2 separate regions of the Homo sapiens genome follow, and region 2 is linked to region 1. A link is an interaction called in ENCODE POLR2A ChIA-PET data of the cell type or tissue named here. Cell type or tissue: GM12878. All regions are shown on one strand. Each heading gives the region's core, and the rest is flanking DNA. Links, peaks and the distances in the headings are about the cores only.

The links. ChIA-PET counts read pairs that join two places held together with the same protein. Peaks named below come from ENCODE experiments on the same cell type or tissue, not always from the same donor. Only the 100,000 strongest peaks of a DNase experiment are listed, where the experiment ranks them.
Region 2: POLR2A ChIA-PET joins it to region 1 with 5 read pairs; 2 of 35 experiments call an interaction of 5 or more read pairs at or near these places.

Annotation. Positions count from the first base shown.
Region 1 is chr7:139,707,691-139,719,477 of GRCh38, forward strand. HIPK2 (homeodomain interacting protein kinase 2) reads right to left here. Exons shown (of 15, transcript NM_022740.5): 2 at 8,242-9,325. Among named protein-coding and RNA genes, the nearest start is that of HIPK2, 64 kb to the right of the region's middle. RefSeq lists enhancers at 4,185-5,011, 6,722-7,211, 8,425-8,925, 8,926-9,426. In GM12878, for the core only: no CTCF peak of the experiment used is centred there; a DNase peak (open chromatin) is centred at 7,026; H3K27ac peaks cover 1,210 bases.
Region 2 is chr7:139,855,451-139,867,237 of GRCh38, forward strand. The region is part of intron 1 of TBXAS1 (thromboxane A synthase 1); the gene reads left to right. Among named protein-coding and RNA genes, the nearest start is that of TBXAS1, 32 kb to the left of the region's middle. RefSeq lists an enhancer at 374-453. In GM12878, for the core only: no CTCF peak of the experiment used is centred there; no DNase peak of the experiment used is centred there.

The DNA.
Region 1 (11,787 bases), core at 5,585-8,084:
CAGCACAACACAGTGTATGGCACATCTTCGGAATTCAAAAAATTACCTGTTGGATGCATACATGAGAGTTACAGCTCCAAACCCAGCTGTGGCTACAGGGAGAGTTCAGCAGCTCCTTGGCAGTGAGTGCGCTATCCATCGTAAGTCATGCAGGAAGGAAGGCACGTTCATGTCTCCTCTGCTGTTCACCTTTCTATTCCCACCCAGTCCAGGCGTTCCCCTCCTAACCACCCACTGCTTGCCAGTTCACCAACCCACATGACCCCTCCTATGGTACCCCCCAATTATTCTGGATCTCTTCTGTTGCCACCCCTGGGGCATAAAGGGTCTGACCACAAGGAATCTGACAAACGGGCCCTGCAGAAGGGCTCTCAACCACTTGGGAGACAGACGGACAGCTCAATGCCAGGCTGTCATGCCGGCCGCACCCTCTCACCTCCACAGGGTCTACACTACACCCTGGTGGGCTGACACTCTGGAGCCCATGCCATCTAAGCAACAATTCTCAAAGGATAATAATAAAATAAATAAAGAGGGCAGGAGGAAACTTTCGGAGGTGATGGATATGCCTATGGCATAGGCTGTGGTGGTTTCATGGGTATATACTCAGCCCCGAACCCATCAAGTCATGGATATTAAGTATGTACAGCTTTCTGTAAGTAAATCATACCTCAATAAACTGTGTGTGTGTTTTTAAGAATTAGCTGCAGAGCTTGTCCAAATGCATGTCACCTGGCCCCCCACCCCCAGAGGGCCTGCTCATTAGGTTTGTTTCGGCAAGTACCCTGGGTGATGATGGGGCAGGAGGGTCCTTAGATCCCACTTGGAAAATGACTGGTCTCTACCTTGAGCCCAAGAGTAGTTCTGGCCCTACTGTTCTCAGGTTAGAGACATGTATTTGGCAGCTCTGTGGCAAGGCAGAAAACTGGGCCAAGTTTCCAGGGCGTGAACACTGCGTCTGCACCTGGGCCCTCTGTCTCTGGGGACACTGGGGTATTTTCATGTCTTTAAGTGTGTGCGTGTGCCCTTGCATGTCCAAGCATGCTTGCTGCGTGTGCCTTGTGTCTTTCACCACATGGTGGGCGTGTGTGCATTATCAGTAGCTCTGTATGGAGGGCTGAGTGTCAGCTTCTTGGTCACCATGGTTCTCATAAGCACACCTGTGCCTGCATGTCACACATGGGCTTAAACTGTGTCGCCTGAGTCTGTGTGTGTGCATGTGTGTGTGTGCACCTGTGTGTGTGTGAAGAGGGGACTGCAGTACCAGGGCAGTATACACAGAGCATTCCAGTTCAGTTATTTCATACTTATAATTAAATAATAATACTTATTAAGAGAAATTTTAATTGCAAAGTATTTTACCATACAGCTGAAGGTCCCAGAGATGAATAAGGGAAACTTGAAGATAACCTAACAGCCTACATAACTTATTGATTACTTCTCTTCAAAAGAGAAGCTGCAACCCGAAACGCATACATGTACGTATTTATAACAGTCTCCCTGGGCAAATGAAGTTGTCGGTGGGTTGAACAGTTCACTTCATATCTTCAAGTGCAAACTAGAACCTTCTCCTGTTGTTTCTATTAGTAAAAGACAAATTAATTTTAAAAGTTCATGCCTGCGATGCACTTGCTTTCAGAGACCCTCTTTTCAATCAAACCTAACTTCTAGTCACTCACTTTCTATATGCTGTAATCTGCACAAGCTATGCAATTTTTGAAATGACTTATATTTATGGCTTTATAAAGCTATGCCCCTTTTTGAAATGATTGATATTTCCAGCCCAGAGCATGGCATTTTAGAATATGCTCTGTTCTCTGTTGATCAGGGGATCATGGAGGGTTCCCAGTTTCAGCTAATGAGGCCAAGGTCAACCCACAGGAGAGAAAACTGCTCCCTGGCCACAGACTGAACCACCAATTCTGGCCAACCGCCTCATAAACACAGGCCCAGGTCATAATGGGATCCAGATGGAGGAGTGTGGACAGTCACAGCTGACATTCTACTGACCGTGACTCAATGGAACACAGCTTGGGGCAGGGCTAGGACTGGTGCTAAGGTCTCTGGTTTCTCCTTTCAGAGCCTATTTCTTTATAGCAGTGGTGGGATTTGAAACTAGGCTCTGAAAGACTGGAGCTTCAGAACTGAGCCTTAGAGACAGCAAGGTCATTAAACAAAAGAAAGCAAAATAAACAAAAAGCTATTCCCTCTAAGTCAATTCTGCAATCAAAGCATCGGAAAAGTTAAATGCACTAACAATGTCCACATTCATACTATCGGGGGGTAGAACCCCCCATTATAATCTAGGGCCTCATCCCTTCATTCCTGAGTAACAACAGTTGTCTCCTAGCCTCTGGCTCTCAAAACATCCCCACAACTTTTTTTTTTCTTTGCCATTCCAATTGATTTATACCATCATTAATTTTCATTAAACTTCTCCTTTGTTCCAGAATTTACAATGGCTCCCAGCTCTGGCACTTTGGCTCAACCCAAGCCCCTCAAGCCTGTATTCAAAACTCTCTATTGTCAGGCTTCACTCACCGGATTATTATTTTCCAGTACAGGCCTTCGACTCCCGCCAGGTGTCACTGTCTAAGGAGTCACCATCATTTCTCCCATCTTCCCTTATTTATTCCAGTCTCCATGACCCCTAGACTTCCCCATCCCTATCTCATGTTAACTTCCCTGTTAACCCATCTGGCAAAATCTTTCACTGACTTTTAATTTCTTGAACTGGCTTTGCTCATCATTGTTTCCCTAGAGTCTGGCAGAAGGTAGGTTCACAATAAATCTCTGTTGAATGACCAAACATTTAAAATATTGAAGCATCAGAATGACAGTCTTGGCAGTTGGTTTGTGTTTTCCATCTCCTCAAAGAGACTGTGAACTCTGCAAGATTAGGGATCATGCCTTACCCTCTGCACTCTGGAGCACATATCTACTACGGGACACTCAGTAATGAATGTTTGATGAATTGAACTGAAAATTAATCTCCACCCTGATATGGTTTGGATCTGTGTCCCTACCCAAATCTCATGTTGAATTGTGATCTCCAACGTTGGAGGAGGGGCCTGGTGAAAGATGACTGAGTCATGGGGGCACACTTCCCCCTTGCTGTTCTTGTGATTGTGAGTTCTCACGAGATTTGGTTGTTTAAAAGCATGTAGCACCTACCCCACCTCTCTCTTTCTCCTTCTCCAGCCATATAAGATGTGCCTGCTTCCCCTTCACCTTCCTCCATGATTGTAAGTTTCCTGAGGCCTCCCAGCCATGCTTCCTATACACCCCGCAGAACTGTGAGTCAATTAAACCTTTTTTTTTTTAATAAATTACCCAGTCATAGGTAGCTCTTTATGGCAATGCAAGAATGGAATAATACACACCCCCACCTAAAACCACCATGAAATCAACTTGAAGACAGTCTTTGCACCCCAAAGAATCAGACAAAAAAAAAAGGCTGGGCGTGGTGGCTCACGCCTGTAATCCCAGCACTTTGGGAGGCCAAGGCAGGCGGATCACAAGGTCAGGAGATTGAGATCATCCTGGCTAATACAGTGAAACCCCATCTCTACTAAAAATACAAAAAAATTAGCCAGGCGTGGTCATGGGCGCCTGTAGTCCCAGCTACTCAGGAGGCTGAAGCAGAAGAATGGGGTGAACCTGGGAGGCGGAGTTTGCAGTGAGTCGAGATCGCACCACTGCACTCCAGTCTGGGAGACAGAGCAAGACTCCGTCTCAAAAAAAAAAGGTTAGATTATTCTGAAAAAGTGGATTATTTGCTATTTTTCATGTCCTAATTTTTTATGTTCAATTTTTGGGTCCTGGTAACAGTCCTACGTGTTTCAAAAAACTCTAGACAAGAATATTTTGAATAATCCAGAGTAGAAACCAAAAAAAATCTATATATTTTAATCACTGATTACCCTTTGCCTGAATGGCATGTCTTTTTGTTTGTGTTTTTTTCTGAGAGTGGAGTTTAACATTTGGTCTTATTTGTAGTTTACTGGTTCTGCTGATAATGGAAATACCCCAGTACCAATTTATTGCTTGCTCAAAAAAAAAACAAAAAAACTAAAAACAAACAAAATGAACTGGCATCAATGTAGAATTAAATAACAAAAGGGCAGGGGCGCCCAAGGTGAAGTAATACAAGCAAGGATTACCTGCAACTCTGTTCTTTTGGGTGTCAACACCTGAAAGGTGACACCATTAAGAAAATCCCTCTGTCCTTCAGAATAGTGTTTCTCAAAGACTGGTCCTAAGACCCCCTGCCTGGCTCACCTCCAGTTCTCTGAGGCAAGTCTCTGTGGTGGTGGGTGTGGACTTTCTCCCAGGGTACTCCCAGGGAGACTCTGTTCCCAGCAACCTCTCCAGGAGATTCCTGTGCACAGTAAAGCCTGAGAACCTGGGCAGCTGACAGTTAATGACATAACTGACCTTCGAATTGGAAGGGAATACCCCTGCTTCAGACTCGAGAAAAAAACTTAAAAAGCAGCCTTTGTTTCCTGAAAAACACACCAGTGGGCTTGCCTCACAGAATACCAACAGCCACTGTGGCCAGGCACATGCCTGAGAGCTGGGGAAAACAGTTGGCTCCGGGGACACCACCTCCTTTTCCAAGTCCCCAAGGCGAGGATAACATATCCTTGTCTCACACCGTTTCTGTGTCACTAGGTGGGGACAATGGTGGGATGAGACACTTAGCCCAGTCCCATGCAAAATGACAGAGGGACACATAAGTACTCTACCTTTTGAAAGTCAGATGTCCTGGGACGATAATGTGCCCAGCTCAGATACAGGGGGCCGAGGGGAGAAAGTCCCCACCCACCACCTGCAGGACAAAGGCCAACCTGCTGGGAGGCTGGATGCACAGCATGCAATGACTCCTCCAGCCCAGGCGGCTCAAACACACAGCCATTCCCTCACGATGCAGATGCAGCTGAAAGCATCTGAAAGCGTCTTCTTTCTGGGACATGGGCCTTAACGATGGACAATTAAAGAGCTTTTCTTGCCCCCTTTCTTTCCTATAAGAGGCAAAGCCACCAGGAAAATCAACTTGATAAACATGGCCTAGAGCTGGCTGTCCCACACAGCTGGGACGAAAAGAGACAGAGCACTAGAGACTGTCCTCGAAAAATCGGATCGATCTATATGGTGGCAAACCACTGCAGGGCTCAGACAAGGCCTGAGGGAGAAACAGAACATTGCACCAACTTAGAAATGAAGCCTCATTTCAGGCAGAAGAGCCGCTGTCTTTCCTGCTGACCGTATTTTTGGAACCAGGGCTGGGCACAGGGAGGCTGACATGAGGGCCTGAAGGTGACCACAGAAAGGAGAAAGAGGCCTTCTTGCTCAGAATTTTAGGCAATGGTGATTTCAGGGGTGAAAAGAGGGTACTATCACAACTAAACGGAGGGTCCTTCAGAGGGATGTGGGGACACAGGGGCCAGATGTGACTGTGCCTGTCACGAAGTGGGGAAAAGAGGGCTCCTGAGGGCCCAGGAACCGCCAGCAAACCAGCCTACCACACCCACCAGAGGCGTCCAAAAGGCCTGATCTCACCCACAGAGGGGGGCAGGAGAGGATCGCTGTGAGTCCAGGTGAAGGAGTCAGCCCTCCCCAACCCTCACAGGCAAACTTTTACTGCTGCCGCAGGCTTCCTGAGCTAGGATCCCCGATTTTGCGACCTGTCTCCTCAGCACTAGGGGCACCAGCACCAGGCAGGAAAGCAAAGAAAAACTCGCAGAGTCCAAGGGGATGGGCAGGGAGGGCTCCAGGAAGCGTCACATGGGCACCAGAAGGCAAGATGACAAGGGGGTCTTAAGAATCCCCAATTCAGCTTACTCGATTCACCAAGTTTCGCTCTAAGGATGTGCTGCCTTTTAAACAGAGTTTGTCGAAGTCTTTTTACAAGTCGCCATGCTAGCTTTCAGTGAATGTTAATAACACTGGTACGTGTTCATGATGCAGCAATTCAGATGAACTACATAAAAGCCCTAGCAGCCAAGTCAGGGGCTGTTCACCCTGAATTCAGGCCAAGAACTAGAAAGAGCCAGCCTTTGGCATGCTGAATTTACCAACCTAAATACGAAGTGGCACAGCAGCCTCCCAGAGCCAGCACAGCACCAGCTAGCCCCCAATGGGGCTGGTACCCGGGACGGCCACCAGAGCTGGCTTTCAGAGGCCCAGGCACTCTCTACAGAGAATATGTGCTGTCGGTACCGGGCACCCAACCCTCCAGATTCACTCAACCATTGCCCATCCTTCTCCTCTGGAGACAAGGAGAGGCTTCTTGTCTTCCTTGGAGGCTCCTGCCCTGGGCTTACTTCTCCCTGCCATTGGCTCTGGGGCCAGCGGGGCACAGAGTGGATGGCCTGGTCAGGACGAGGGAGTGGAGAGCAAGTGGAGGGGCAGCAGTAGACCCGTCTGTCCGCACGGGGCCTGGTGGTGAAAGCACAGGCCTGTGGAGACCTTTCTGCGCATAGGAAATGAGCGGGAAAGGAATCCTCAGGGCAGGGCAGAGAAGAGGCTCGCAGAGAGCTGTTCTAACTCAGGAAATGCCTCCTAAAGGGAAGAGGGAAGAGACAGAAACAGCATGGGTGAAGAGGCCTCGAAACCTCCTGTGTGAGTCAGGATTAGGATGAAAGGAGACGGGGTGGAAGGTGGGAGGGCATCTGGGGATCCGAACGGAGGGGCTGTTGCTCTCCCAGGGAAGGAGGGCCTGGTGCCCAGCAGGCTGAGGGAGGGGCTGGGAGGAGACTTGCAACAGCTCTGCCTGCAGCCAGGATGGGGGCCCGGACAGGGAGCAAGAAGGGGAAGCTGGCCCAGGTCAGCCCCAGGAATGGGTGACAGGTCAGCTGTGTCGACAAGGCCCTGGGGCATGTTCCAGCCTTCTCTCTGTGGCCTTGAAAGGCGCATGGAGAAAGCACACGGGCAAGCGAGCGTGCTTGCTTGCAAGCAGGATGGCCTCCGGGGACCCCGGTCTTCCTGCCTACGTGGCACGCTCTTAAATGTGCATCCGTCCCATCTTCTCATGGGAGTTTCAGTTTTGTTTCTTGTGACCTCTATCTCCACTGCACTGTTCGGCACCACCCCAAACACACCCCCAGGCTGGTTCCACAGAGCAGGGTCTTGCTTTCCATCCCTGCCGCCTCCCCGCTGTGCACCCGCCATGGCCAGCCACGGAGTGACACACCTAAGCCATGTTACAGCCATGTTACCTCCCAGCTGCCCACGAGGCTGGTGAGAGGATTTCTCCCACTTCATGGGTTAGGAAATGAAGGCATGGAGAAATCAGGCCATTAGGAGAGGAGGGACCAGGTTCACTCTGGCCTTTCCTGACTCCAAAGCCAGCACTCCGATCTCAGCTCCATGTCGGCAGCGGTTCCAATCCTGACTGCATACAGGGGTCCCTGAAAAGCTTCCAGATACCCCAGGATGGCAAGGGCCCTGTCTATATCCCTATACCTAGCACTGCGGCTGGCACATATTAAAAGTGAAATCAAAGCTTGTTGAATGACTGCATGTGTGAGTCCATGACTGAACACACTTCCCTGCCACGGACACTATCATTCCTCCCTCATCCTGACCCAAAGCCTGAAGTCACCTTACCACAGGAGCCACCCAGCTGGCCCCAGACTAGTCTCTCCCTTCCTCCAGCCCTTCTGCACGTGGATAGACAAGGAACCTTCTCGGAACATCCCTTTCAACCCGTTACCTTATGTTGTTCAAGGTTTCCAGGGCTTGCTCTGGGTTTGAGGATACAGTTGCAATTCCTTGATCTGATATTTAAGACCCCCAGTGACCTGGTTCCAACCAGGCTTTCACTCACATCTCCCACCACTCACAAACTGTTCTGGCCAGGCGGGTGTCCTTCTTGTCTCCTGTAAATTCCCACTAGTGTGACTGCGGACTGTGGATGGCACATCCCTCTCTCTCCACCACCTGTCTGGATCCTACCCATCCGGGAGGACGGAACTCTTCTGCTCTGCACCCCAGGTCCCAGGGAGCCCTTCCAACGCTGAACACCTGTGCCACGGATCTTACCTGGCTCCGTTCTAATGTGACTTCTAATTGACATCGCAATGTGCACATGTCCTAATTTCGTAAGTACATTAAGATCACTTGAAGGCAGGAACTGTAGACATATAATTTTATCTCCCCACAGTGACTAAGGTGGCACATTCTCTGTGAGTGCCACTGGGCATTCAGCAGCTCCTGTCTCCTTGTGGACGGTCTTACCTGTAATATCTGGACTGCAAGTAGGTGGAGCACACAGCCTTGGAGACGTGGCTGGCTGAACCAAAGTCGATGACCTTGACTCTGTATGGTTGTCTAGATGGATCCACCAGCATGATGTTTTCTGGTTTGAGGTCAGCGTGGATAAGACCTAGGCTTTTGAGTTTCATCAGGGCTGTGGCTACCTGCTGGAGAACTGGGCGAATGTATTTGAGGGGCAAGGGGCTAAACTTGTTTTGCTTCAGAAAGTCATAGAGGTTCTGCTCCAACATCTCGAAGACCAAGCACGTGTGGTTCTTGTGCTGGAAGCATTCGTAGGCCCGGACGAAGTTATAGTCATCGGCACTCTCCGTGCTCAACCGGGCCAGGATGCTCACTTCAATCTGACCTTGTCGGGCATAGGATGGGTGGTTCTTCAGGATCTTGATGGCTACGATCTCATTGGTGCCCCGTTTCCAGCACTTGACCACTTGCCCAAACGTCCCTCGGCCCAAGAACTCTAAGACCTCGTAGGTGTTGGTCATGGAGCACAGCACCTCATGCTGCACCAGCTGATAGTCGCCCTCGCTGTTGGAGCCGCTGTTTTTGGAGGTGGCAGTAGACGTGGTGGCAGTGGCGACAGTGGCCCCGCTTGCATTATTCTGAATCATGGGTGGATGCTCCTCGATGATCTGCACGCTGCTTGTGTTCTCGATCTCCTCGCTCTTACGCTTGAGTCCACATTTTTGGTAGGTATCAAGGAGGCTCACAGTGCTTCGACGCATTAGGTTGTGTGGTCCGCCGAGGACTTGCCCGGTGACAGAAGTGCTGCTTGCTGAGGTGACCACGATGTGCCCGGTGCTTCCTGGGAAGACGATGGTCTGCTCGTAAGGTAGGCTTGGGTTTGGGACCGGCAAGGAGGTGCTGACGGTTGTGGTGGCTGGCTGCGACAGGGGGATGTTCTTGCTCTGGCTATACACTTTGCTGTGGGAGCCGTACCCAGTCATGTCCCAGTTGGAACTCGGCTCTATTTTCAGTTTCTTCACACTACAGAAGGCACTTGATTGAAGGGTGTGAGGGGAGAAAACTTGCACATGTGAGGCCATACCTACAAGGAAAGGAAAACGAAAAGTAAGTATCGGAGTCACCTTGGTACAAGTAAACTCAACAGATCCCCTTCAGTTCTCATCTGTGGCTTGGGCCATACAGAATATATTCCTCCCACTTGAAAACAAGGTTGAAAAAGTGAATCTCTTCCACCCAGAAGCACATTCTGGTCACTGAGTTTGTGGAACCAAGTGGTTCCAGGGTGCCACTTGCCACCATTAGGTGCCAGCAACACAGCTGAGACTCAGAAACAGAATTCCAATATCAGGACATAGGTCACCATTTTTTTTTGTAAACATTACTTGTGACAGAAATGGATTCTTCCTCAGTTCTCCCTGGGTTGCTTTCTACTGAAACTCAGGAGGCTCTGCTGTCACGTACTTCGTTGCCCACATCATCAGCTCAGCCTTGTCCACAGACCCTGTCAAGTTTACTGGTTTGAGAAAACATCTTCCCACACAGGCCCCATCACCAGGCCACTCAGGATCTTCTGGATCCTGGATGAACCCTAATTACCAGCTGGCATCTTTGTCATCGATTCTGTAGGGTTTAGTGGATCAGCAGTTGGTCTGACGTTTTTCATTTCAACAGCATAAAACATTTTATCAGCCTTACTGGTGGGGACTGGGTAGCACAATTCATGGCTCCATTCACTCACGCTTCCTGCTAAATTCATATATCAATACATTTCTCTAGAAAGTACTATTTCTTTTTGTTTTTTTTTGTTTGTTTGTTTGTTTTTGTTTTGAGACCGAGTCTCGCTCTTGTCACCCAGGCTGGAGTGCAATGGCATGATCTCGGCTCACTGCCACCTCTGCCTCCCAGGTTTCAAGCCATTCTCCTGCCTCAGCCTCCAAAGGCTGGGATTATAGGTTCCTGCCACCACGCCCGACTAATTTTTGAATTTTTAGTAGGGATGGGGTTTCACCATGTTGGCCAGCCTGGTCTCAAACTCCTGACCTCAGGTGATCCACCCGCCTCAGCCTCCCAAAGTGCTGGGATTACAGACGTGAGCCACCGTGTCTGGCCAGAAGTACTATTATTTCATACCAACATCTCATCCACAATTTAGATAAACTTAGAAACCTATGAGACCGTTATTCTGGAACACTTGTACAAATTACGGTGATACTGAAACAAAAATTCATAGAAAATATATTAAGCAAAAATAATAAGGTGATGAAGGATAACTCCTTAAAGGTTAAAAGAGTAACAAACATTGCCCATCTTCTAAGCCACTATCAACAAACATTTCTCACAGAAGCACAAGGAAGTGCAGCTTCTGCAAGCCCTGTTGGGGGTTGGCTAACCTAGTGTTCCTGTCTCTCTGAGCCCCTGGCATTACCTAGAGTGGTAATCCTTTCCACTCCATCAACCATCACCCTAGTCCACCTTCTCTCTCAGTAGATGACCCAACTTCCACTTTGTCCAGAAGCCTGAGGTCAGCCTTACTTTCCTCCTTTATTTCCTTCTTCATTTCAGAACATTCCTGAATCTACATCATCCTCCATCCTTCATTCCTTCTCTCCAGTCTGAGAGAAAGAGGTGTTGCTCTTTTCCAATACTAAAAAAGTTCCCGATTCTCATGATCCATATTTGTCCCATTTTCTCTTGAACCTGCTTCCACCACTGTTCTTTCTCTTGTAGCTTTCCATTTCTCCCTGTACTTAATTGGATCCAAGTATTTAGTAGGAACTTAATATGGCTGTCCAAATGAATCGGTCACCTCATCTTTTTCTTCTGCCTTCATGTGCGTGCACACACAAACTCCCAACATGGAAGGCAAAAGGAGTAACAGCCGCATTCCCCCCTCTTAATTCTTTCCCTCCTCTCACCTGTGATCAATGGTTTATGCTCCCTTTTCTTCAATGCCCACATCTTAATCCATCTCCCCCAACTCGTTAATGCACTATAGGCTCCTGTTCTTGAAGGTAAATGACTTCCTAATTGCCTAATCCAATGGCCTTGTTTCAGCCCGTTCTTCTTAACCTCTGCAACATCTGATACTGCTGACCACGACTTCCTTCTTGATGCTCTTCTCTGGACTTCAGTGAATCTGTAATCTCCCCATCCCGTGTCTGATTGCACACTGTGTGCTCGGGTGGTTCCTCTTCCTCCTTTATTTTATTATTATTATTTTTTGAGACAGAGTCTTGCTCTGTCGCCCAGACTGGAGTGCAGTGGTGCTATCTCGGCTCACTGCAACCTCCGCCTCCTGAGTAGCTGGGACTACAGGTGTGCGCCACCACGCCCAGCTAATTTTCATATTTTTAGTAGAGACGGGGTTTCATGTTGGCCAGGCTGGCCTCAAACTCCTGATCTCAAGTGATCCACTCCCCTCAGCCTCCCAAAGTGCTGGTATTACAGGTGTGAGCCACCGCACCCAGCCCTCTTCCTCCTTTCAAATGTTGGCATTTCCACCGTTTTGACTCTGTTCTCTCTGGCAGCTATCATCCATTCAAG
Region 2 (11,787 bases), core at 4,318-6,817, 150 kb after region 1:
GTAGTGAAAGGGATAAGGTGAAGGTCAAGCAGAGTGGGGGATGTCAGGAGGCTGGGGAGGCTTGGGCTGCCAGGTGAAGTGGGCCTCATGAAAGACAATTTGAGATCAGAATGTCAGACAGAGAGCAGGCTAGAAGGCAGCTGGCTTCTGAGCTGCAGCCTAGAAAGGCTGATTCAGCAGTGCTAGGAGGAAGTGGGAGGTTTTGTCGTCCCAGAAGCCATATCTGGAGCAAGGGGAAGTACTAAGACCACAGGGTAGCATTTGGAGCCATACACTGGGACTAACTTCCTCTGACCTAGGCAACGACAGACTGCCCCTGTGGTCAACCAGAGCCCCCAGATCCTTTTCTGTGAGCTACAATGAAGCCAGGCCTCATTCTTCTTGAACTTGAGAAGTTTAGAAAATATCTGCTTTGCCTTCACTAGCCTCCATTTTCATAAAAATAAAGCGAGTGAAAAAAGCAAGTCTGAGCGCTTTGAAACATTAATTAAAGACACCACAGTTTCCTTATTTAACTGAGGGTTGCTACCTCATCTGGGATTATTAGCAAAGCAGAGAGCCTTTGTTGTGCTCGACAAAGTGATTAATTCAGACTCGAGGTGAATTTTGGCTTTCTCAACTTCTTTTGATGTGCTAAGATCCCCCAATGAGGACAACGTCATCAATTACTTAAGCCATTACCTTGAGATCACAATTATCGGGGAGGCCCAGTCTACTAATTGGCAGACAGAGAGACAGAAATGGACTACAGGGTTGTGGCTTCAACCCTTAATTGTTCTAGGGGGAGCGAGAGTCCTTTAAAATGTTTTGTGGCAATGCTCCTGCTAATCTGGGGTGATCGAGTTGTTTTTCCACCAGGCAAAATGCAGCCTGGGTGACCTGCGTCTCTAGAACCAAGAAACTGCCTGTGATTCCACTGACTTGGCGTTCTCATGGGCCAGGACACAGAACTCAGAACTGAGGGATGAGTGTGTCAATGGAAGAGGGATGAGGTTCATAAAATTGGAAAGGAGAGCTTTATTTCTCATAAAGGGTTGCGGCCTTCGGGTGGCCATTCCGACAGGCTAGGAAGATATTTTGATGGAGGGGAAAAGGGAATGGGAATTTATGCAGAGCAGGGAGGCCAAATATACATATTCAATAAGCTATGGGAGGAGTCATGAATATTTATGAAAGGAGAAACATGTGCATGCGCAATTGAGCGTCATGCGCCTTCATGGGTCCCATGTAGAAAAAATGGCAGCCTTAGCATAATCTGAGGGTGGAGTTTTCGAGCCTCTGACTTCAAAAAGTGAAGCAAAGGACAGGAAAACCCTCACTGAGCATCCTCCATACAATGGCCAGAATCACTCCATAATCGGTGGTCTCGTATCAGGCAAAAGAAAGGGGCAGCATCAGGTGGCAGGTTGATGTCAGCGGTGGAGGCTTTTAACATCAGACGCTTTCAGGGCGTTATGGCGTCAACACCAATGGAGGCTTTGAAAAGGCCGCTTTCTATTTAGCCCTTAGGGGAGAAAGCATAATCATGGCTAGTGAGGGAGGGGTAGAAGGAGTGTGTCTGACTCCCCATCCCATCATGGCCAAGAACTCAGTTTTCAAGTTTACTCTGGGGACCCCTTGGCCAAGAGATGGTCCATTCAGTCAGTTGGGGGCTTAGGATTTTATTTTTAGTTTACAAGTTCTAGAAGCAAACATCCTACTCAAGAGGCAAATTCTCCAGCCCCTGGAAGCTGTCTTTGGGCTTCCGTGGGATGCTACATCTGGGCTTACTGTCCCCTGACACATAAGGAATTCAAGGACCAGATACAAGAGGCTGCTTTTTACATTTTAAAATATATAATCATATAATATTCTGTTTAAATAGATTTATCTTTGTTCATTTAACTAAGCCATTACTCTTTTTTTTTCTCTCCATCCTATAAAAGAGTTTTTGGGGGAAGGTTTTATGCTGCATGGATATATGTCATTGGTTTTTCTGGTGAAAGGTGGAGGAACTTTGTCTGGTTAAATTTAGTCAAATAACCAATACTTAAACAAACAAAAGCCACCCCTGAAGTGTTTCATAAATATCAGTCACTTCAAGAGTTTTATGATGTACGTCAGTTGCTTTGTTCTGTTTTCACAATAGAAACACACGTTGTGTGTGTTTTCGGATGGTGGCACTACTGTTTGCTGTACCTTCATCATTCTTCTTTAATTCTCACTGGGACAGAAGGGCAAGACACTTTCCCAGGGTCAGAATCCTGGGATTGGCTGGCTGGATTTTCTTTTCTTCTTAATTTTTTTTTTTTTTTTTAAGAGACAGGGTCTCTCTCTGTCACCCAAGCTGGAGTGCAGTGGCTTGATCATAGCTTACTGCAGCCTCTAATTCCTGGGCTCAAGTGATCCTCCTGCCTCAGCCTCCCAAGTAGGTGGGTCTACAGGCACACACCACCACACCTGGCAATTTTTAAAAATTTTTTTTGTAGAGGTGGGGTCTTGCTATGTTGCCCAGGCTGGTCTCGAACTCTTGGCCTCAAGCAATTCTCCTGCCTTGGCCCCCCAAAACACTGGGATTATGGGTGTGAGCTACCACGCCTGGCCTTGGGCTGAATTTTCTTGGGGGTGGGATGGGCATTTTAAAGCACTCTTGAGAAAGTAGAACACACTCCATTTTAAGGCAGTTTCTTTGCAGTGCTTCTTCGTACACATCAACCCCATGCTCACTCTGCCCCATGGCCTCCAGGTGACCCATCTGTTCCAAGGCAGCAGCCTTTCCAGTGCCTTCACCTGCTATGGTGCCACAACATGGCTCTCGTTTATTGTGCCAGCTTTGACACCTCTGTTCTCAGTTTAATGATTTTTCTGGGGATGGGTCCTTCTTGGAGGGTCCTGCTTTGTTTTTGTTTTTTTCCAGATTAACTTTGGGGGACATAATAAGTGGAGACCATTTATCGTTTTTTAAGGCTCAACAAATATCCAATAGTCAGACAGAAGAGTGATCAAAATAGAAAGCATGTATTTAAACTGGGACTGACAGGTGACAGGGGATGCCTCTTAGCCACAATGATCATAATGTAAATGCTTAATTAACTGTTTGTCAGTAGCCATTGAATGTCTGTCTGGTCCACTAGGCTGTAAGTGCCACAGAGCAAGGGCATGTAGGCATGGTCCCTGCAGCATCCTGGTACCCGGAACTCAGCACTCCCCCAGCACCATGCTTGGTATCTGCTCTCTGGCCATGGTTTTGAACTATCAGCTGAGCCCAAGCAACCTTGCAGACCACATTTTGATTATGTCTTCCTCGGACCATCCTTGAGAGTCACGTCTTCTTGGCAGTGTCCCATAGACTGTGAATGGTGAGTGAGATCACTTTAGAAGGTACACGGACTTTAAAAATCTTTCATTATAAAGCATTTATTTATTTTTTAATTTTTAATTTTAATTTTTTATTTTGAGAAGGAGTTTTGCTCTCGTTGCCCAGGCTGGAGTGCAATGGCGTGATCTTGGCTCACCACAACCTCCCCCTCCTGGGTTCAAGTGACTCACCTGCCTCAGCCTCCTGAGTAGCTGGGATTACAGGCATGCGCCAGAATTAACCATGCCCGGTTAATTTTGTATTTTTAATAGAGGTGGAGTTTCTCCATGTTGGTCAGGCTGGTCTCAAACTCCCAACCTCAGGTGATCCGCCTGCCTCTGCCTCCCAAAGTGCTGGGATTACAGGCGTGAGCCACCGTGCCCGGCCCAAAGCATTCATTTTTTATCGTTAGTTTTTTTTTTTTTTTTTTTTGAGACGGAGTCTCACTCTGTCACCCCAGGCTGGCTGGAGTGCAGTGGCATGATCTCTGTTCACTGCAAGCTCCGCCTCCCGGGTTCACACCATTCTTCTGCCTTAGCCTCCCAAGTAGCTGGGACTACAGGCGCCCACCAACACACCTGGCTAATTTTTTGTATTTTTAGTAGAGACAGGGTTTCACTGTGTTAGCCAGGATGGTCTCAATCTTCTTACCTCGTGATCCGCCCACCTCAGCCTCCTAAAGTGCTGGGATTACAGGCATAAGCCACCGTGCCTGGCCTATCATTAGTTTTTAATTTATGTAAGTGATACTGATTTTCACTTATGATCACGACATAAAATTTCCTTTTAAAATGAATTCATTTCAATTTATCTAAAAGAAATTGGGAAATAAGTAAATGTACAGGCAACTTGCAGATATGGCCAAAATTATAAAGGGGCTATACAAATAACTGAATTTAGAAGATTAAGGCCTTAATACTCGTTGAGACTTACTGACTCAACTGGCTTTCTTGCCCTGAAAAGTTAGGATAAAAATGGAGAAGTTAGTTAACTCTCTGAATTACAATAACCATCAACTAGATACCTTTTTAAAAGAATTGTAATACTTTCTTTATAAAACGTTATCTTTGGCCAGGCATGGTGGCTGACACCTGTAATCCCAGCACTTTGGGAGGCCGAGGTGGGTGGATCACTTGAGGTTAGGAGTTCGAGACCAGCCTGGCCAACATGGTAAAACCCTACCTCTACTAAAAATACAAAAATTAGCTGAGCACAATAGTGCACGCCTGTAGTCCTAGCTATCCGGGAGGCTGAGGCATGAGGCTTGAACCTGGGAGGTGGAGGTTGCAGTGAACTGAGATTGTGCCACTGCACTCCAGCCTGGACAACAGAGGAAGACTCTGTCTCAAAAACAACAACAACAAAACTAAAGAATATGTATTCTTGGCTGTTTCAGTGGTAGGGCTACCAAAGCCTGGTTCAGTGCTGCCCAAGGCAGAGGCTGGGTACTGGGTGAGCTCTCGGCTGGCCTTCCCCCACCCCACCCCCTGCAACTGTACCATGTACTGTTCAGTTCTGTAGAAACAGGAAGCTCAGGGTAACTCACAGTCCCCACCCCAGACACTTCTTCTTTTCAGGCACACTTCAAAATAAAATCAGGATCTACATACACTATAAGTTGGCGTGGTAGCTGAATATTGGCCCCCTAAAATGTCGATGTCCTAGCCTCTGGAACTTGTGAATGCAACCTTAGATGGCAGAACTGATTTTGAAGATGTGATTAAGTTGAAGATCATGAAAGGGGTTAAGTATTCTGGATTGTTTGGGTGGGCCCTAAATGTAATCATGAGGTCCTTATAAAAAGGACACAGGAGTTGTCAGAGCGAGAGAAGGCAGTGTGAGGACTGGAAGCAGAACTGGAAGGTTATGACCATGACCCAGGGAGACAAGAAGGGGACACCCCCTGCCATCTCCAGAAGGAACCAGCCCTGTGGACACCCTGCCTGTAAACCAGTGAGGTTGATTTTGGACTTCTGGCCTCCAGAGCTGTCAGAGAATAAATTTGTGTTGTTTTAAATCCCTCAGCTTGTGGCTACTTGTTATAACAAAAATAGAAAATTAATACAGTTGGGAAATATAAGTTTACCTAAAAATATTCCTTCGCAGCCGGGGGCGGTGGCTCATGCCTGTAATCCCGGCACTTTGGGAGGCTGAGGTGGGCGGATCACCTGAGGTCAGGAGTTCGAGACCAGCCTGGTTAATATGGTGAAACCCCGTCTCTACTAAAAACACAAAAAATAGCTGGGCGTGGTGGCACATGCCTGTAATCCCAGCTACTTGGGAGGCTGAGGCAGGAGAATTGCTTGAGCCCGGGAGGCGAAGGTTGCAGTGAGCTGAGATCATGCCATTGTACTCCAGCCTGGGCAACAAGAGTGAAACTCTGTCTCAAAAAAAAAAAAAAAAATTCTTCACTTCTGACAGGATTCTGCATTTGATCTATTATGTAAGACACTTACTATACATATAGACAGGGTCTCGCTCTGTTGCCCAGGCTGGAGTGCAGTGGTGCGATCATAGCTCACTGTAACCTTGAACTCCAGGGCTCAAGCAGTCCTCCTGCCTCAGTCTCCCAAGTAGTTAGTACTACAGGCATGCACCACCACACCTGGCTAATTTTTTTTTCTTTTTAGAATTTTTTTTTTTTTTTTTTGGATCTCACTTTGTTGCCCAGGCTGGTCTGAACTCCTGACCTCAAGTGATCCTTGACCTCCTTTGCCTTGGCCTCCCAAAGTGCTAGGATTACAGGAGCGAGCCACTGTGCCTGGCCTGTTTAAAATAATTCTAATGGCAAAGGATTCAATTAACAAGTCTCAAAATGGATGTAAGTTTTGCACAGGTATTCACATGGCTGAAGTACCAAACATGGTATCATGAATTAAGTGCGTAACATCTGACAACGGTAACACATGCTATTTTTGTATTATTGTGAACTCATGGATTCAAAATATATTTGATGTGTTTTGGTCCATTGCAATTATTATTTTATGGAGCAAATTGTCCATGTATCAGTCTTGCTGGCCTGAAGTCAAGGTGTCAGGCAGGCTGGTTCCTTCTGGGGGATCCAGGGGAATATTGGTTTCTTGCCTCCTTGGTTCACGGTTGCTTTACTTTAATCTCTGCTTCCAGGCATCACGTTGCCCAAAGTAAATGAGGTGGGGATGTATAATCCTCCAACTGGGAGGGACAGTCATGTCTTAACCCATTATGCAATCTACTGTGTCTCAAGTGTTTCTGACTTGAGAAGTTGGTGGATTGTGGTTGCAATGGTGATGTAGAGATGATTGGGAGACAACAGATTTAGTGGGTAAATTAAAATCAGATTTAGATTAACTGTAAAATGCCTAACAGACATTCAAAGCATCCATCAAGTTGGAAGTTGGGTAAGGAGGACTGGAGCTCAGTGGAGAAAATGGAACTAGAGTTAAAGATGTGGAATTATTGACTTTTAGATGGTATTGAAGTGATGGGACTCAACATAAGGAAAGGAGCCAGCAAAGACAGTGAGGAGCAATCTTTGAGGCAGGAGGAGTGGTATCATGGAAAGAGGGAAGAGAGTGCTTCAGGAAGGAGGAATGTTCATCTCTATCAAAATCCTACTGAAGGATCAGTAAAGAAATAATGGGATTGATAAGATCAAAGTCATCAATGATCTTGACAAGGGCAGCCCCAAGGAAGCTGTGGGTACAGAAGCTTAGTTGGAGTGGGGGGAGGAGAGACTAAGGGCACAGAAGGGGAGGAAGCCATCTAGACAATGCTTTCAAGGAAACTTACTGGGAAGGAATGAAGAAAAATAAGGCAATGGCCAAATCCAAGGAGTTTGCCTTTTTTCCTTTAAGATGGAAGACACTGGAATATGTATGCTGATAGGAATGATCCAGTAGAAATGGAGAAATCAATGCAACAGGAAGGAACAATAATTGAGAATAATGAGTAAGGACAAGGAGCAAAACTAACAAGATTGGCTTTAGATAGGTAAAGAATCCCTCTGTCTCTCTCTTTCTCATCACAATCATCAGTTCATTAGTATATGTTATTAATACACTTTTGGTTTCTAAGCAGCCTGCCTTTGTTCTCAGCATATTGTCTACATGTTCTCATGTTGTGCTTTATCCACAAAGTCTTAGCCTAGGGGACAGAAAGGGACAGTAAGTAGGGTTAGTGAATAACGGCACTTGTCTGAAATGTAGCTGACCTGGTTTTAACTCTGACTCAATTGCTTAGCAGCACCTTGGGTACATTATTTACCTCTCTAAGCTTTTATTTCCTAATCAGTAATATAAGAATGGTATTTATTTCTATCCTTATGTGATTGTTGGAGGGCTTGTACAAGACAGTATATAAAAAGTACTAAGCATAGTGCCTGAGACACAGGAAACTAAAAACTATTGTAAATTATAATAATAGTAATGATTGTGTAACTCTTGTATGTCAATATACATGTATAATATATTTTTCTTGTGCAGTGACAAAGTTATTGTCAGGCTAATGACTGCAATGACTATGTCTTTGTGGTACCTACATTATTGGTGAAAGAACTGAACACCAGCCAGATATTTATGTATTTATTGAGTAGTCTTCTATTTTTTTTCCAGAGGGGTAAAGATTATAAGCGGTTCCTTAGGCAACAAATTATAATGGCTGTCATTCACTAAATCTTGTATATAGGGTGGGACAGAATTGAAAAAACAATAGGAAGGTCTTGTAACTCCAACATATCTGTTCTCCTGAGGTTTGCATGTGTACATCTTATAGCACATTGATATTCAGAAGTTTCCTATTGGAATGCAACTATCAGACAATAAAACCACTACATTAAAAATGTACAGAATGCAGATAAAGAACTACTTAGAGGAAGATTTATAGCTTTAAATGCGTTCATTGAAAACATGTGAACTAAACTAATAACTTAAGAAGTTAAAAGAAAACAACAAGGAACAAAGTCTCAACCCAAAGAAAATAGAAGGAAGTCCATAATCAAAATATGAGCATAAATCAATGAACTAGAAAACAACAAAAATCAGAAATGATCAACAAAGAAAAAGTTGGTGCTTTCAAAAGATAAATAAAATAGATAAACCCATAGCACGACTAATCAAGAACAACTTTTCCAGGCAAGCTAGGAGTAGAAGGAAATATCTTCAACCCAATAAAGGATATCTATGAAAACTCTAAAGCAAAACCTCACACTTAATTTTGAAACATTAGCTGCATTCCTGCAGAATCAAGAACAAGAAAAGGATGCTTACTCTTTCTGCTTCCTTTTTGTACTAGAGATTTTAGCCAATGTAATAAGAAAAGAAAATGAGAAGTCAGACAAAAGGATTAAAAAGAAAGAGAATGGACTGATATTATTTGCATAAAACATAATTATCAGCATAGGAAATCAAAGAAATTCCACATGTAAACCAATAAAACTAATTAGAAAGTCCAGAAGGATCATTGATTACAACGCTGGCATTAAAAAAAAAAAAAGGTGCTCCTATACATGAGCAACACCAAAACAAATGTACGTAAATAGCAAAAAGATACTCTTCTCTGCACAAAATCATAAAATGTTACTGAAGGACAGAGAAAATAAAATCAACAGAGAGATACAACACATTCATATATGAGACAAATTGATGTTGTAATAATGTTGGTATGTTCTAAATTAATGTATACATTTAATGCAATTCCAGAAAAATCCAAATAGCATTTTCTCATCAAATCAGACTAATTCTAAAATTAATATGAAAAAGTAAGTTATAAAAATGTATTATATGGTAAAAGGAATTTGAGTAAGAAAAAAAGACAAAAAAGAGAATAAAAAGAAGTAATATATAAAAAAGAGAAAAAAACAAAGAGTGTGATTTAGAGTTATAATAATTAAAATAGTGAAGCATAAGCTAGACAAATGGATCAGAATAGATCCAAGCACCTATACTACTGAGGAGCATGATAGAAGTGACATTATGAATCAGTGGGAAAAAGGGAGCAGTGCAGCAGGCACAACATCCCTTTGCTAACCCCTTGGAGGGATGTAATCAGCTGTGGGACAGGATTATTTTACCAGGGTCCCACTGAGATACCGATTCTGTTGAGCCACCTCTCATTGTAGAATCTGGCTCAACACACCCTCTGATGATTGATTTGGCTTCTCAAGTACCTGGAAAGGAGGTACTCTAGGAAGGAGATGTCCGATTCTTATTGCTTGGAAAAAAAATACTCACTATTATAAATTTGTAAATGAACAGTCTCGTTTGCAGGTTGTATTTTAGGGCATAGCCTAGTTACTACTGATACGTGAGTGAGTGTGCATCAGATGATTTCCAGCCCTGAGGGCAAACTGAGATTGAGGTCTTAAGGGAATGGAGAGGGGGCTGAACATGAGGATGAGGATGCCAGGGTGGACACTAGGTGCTAAAAGGGAAACCGAGAAGATCTCACGTGTAAAATCTGTATTGCACCATTTCCCCACCAACCCTTCAGGAACATCTGCCTTGAGGCGTGATTTAAGCAGTTTCAATCCTTACAGTTTCTCTTGTGGGTGTGGGTGAGAAATGGGACAAGGATAAAGGGAATGGAATTTACAGTCAACTAACAAGGCTGTGGTTAGTTATTAGCTAAGTCAATGAAAACTATTCAGATTTATCTGCTTATCTTCCTCTTCACACCCAGATATGTGCGTGGAGTCAGCTTGCAGTACCTATCAATGACTGCTCATTTTCCAACTAATTTTTAAATCAGTTAGTGGAGCACAATTCTGCCTGCCACCTAGATAAACCATACTGTGGGAATGAGGGGGAGGGAGGAAGAAGAAGGAGGAGGAGGAGGAGGAAGAGGAGGAGGAGGAAGAGGAGGAGGAGGAAGAGGAGGAGGAGGAAGAGGAGGAGGAGGAAGAGGAGGAGGAGGAAGAGGAGGAGGAGGAAGAGGAGGAGGAGGAGGAAGAGGAGGAGGAGGAGGAAGAGGAGGAGGAGGAAGAGGAGGAGGAAGGGAGGGAGGGAAGGAAGAAGGAAGGGAGGAAGGAAGGAAGGAAAGAAGGAAGGAAGGGAGGGAGGGAGGGAGGGGGGAAAGGAAGAAGGAAGGAGGGAGGGAGGAAGGAAGGAGGGAGGGAGGGAAGGAGGAAGGAGGGAGGGAGGAAGGAAGGAAAGAGGGAGGGAAGGAAGGGAAGAAGGGAAGAAAGTTAGTTAATAATGTCAAAAATTGGGAAATATTTTTGAGAATGAAGAAGAAATGATAGGAAAATGTGTTTTCTCTCTCTAGTAAGAAAATAGATGCAGACATCAAAATACATTGATGTAGCTTACAAATTAGAAAAAAGTTTTATGAGAGCATTTGGTGCAAAGGATATACCAACGGTAGGACTAGCTGGGACAAACTTTATGGAAAGCAATTAGATATTACATACCAGTGTTTAAAACCAGTGACTCATGGATCTCAGGTTAAGAAAATCTTCATGCACAAAGTGTGGGAAAACCTCTGCGCAGAAATGCTAACTGTAGCAGCATAACTCAAAGTAGCTAAAATATAGAAAACACGCTAAGTATTTGACAATAAGAATGGTTTAGTAAATTATAATATGTATATAAGAGCACTATTAAGCAGCCATAAAAATGATATTTATAAAGGATTAATAACATGGAGATGTTTTTCCTTATGTTAAATGAAAAAAGTAGAAATCTGGATAAATAGAAGTAGAGAAATAAGCCAGGCACAGTGGCTCTTGCCTGTAATCATGGCACTTTGGGAGGCTGAGGCAGGCAGATCGCTTGAGCCCAGGAGTTTGAGACCAGCCTGGGCAACATAGTGAGACCCTGTTTCTAAAAAAAAAAAAAAAAAAAATTAGCCACCTGTGGTTGCGCACACCTGTAGTCCCAGCTACTTCGGAGGCTGAGGTGAGAGGATCACTTGAGCCTGAGAGGTAGAGGCTACGGTGAGCTGAAATCACACCACTGCACTCCAGCTTGGGCAACAGAGTGAGAATGCTAAAAAAAAGAAAAAGAAGAAAAAGTAGAGACATAGGAAAAATATAGAGAGAGAATGTAATAGCAAACATATAAAAAATACACAGTGAAAAAAACCAAGAGAATGACAATATAAAGAGAGTAGGCTTTCTCCCTGATAGTTCTAGCTTTTGTGCCCAAATTTCTGTGAAGCACTTCAAAATGTGTCTTGGAAAGCCAGCAAACCTCACACCCTGCTTCCATTTCTTAACAAAACGTTTTGAAAAGGCAATTATTTAAGGATCTGTTTCTAATAAAGCTTCCGATGTGGCCATGATGTTTAATGGAATTGCTGGCAAAGCCCATGAGGGCATGCGTGTTGAAACCATAGAGTAACCATGGCAAAGGGCCTCTCTTCTCCAATGTGCAGGACACTGGGTTACCTGGCACCGCTGGGCTTCACCTGTTCTTGGAGCATCACAAGTTTTTACCCCTGGAGAAGCGCTATTTGCCAAGGGAATCTTTCAC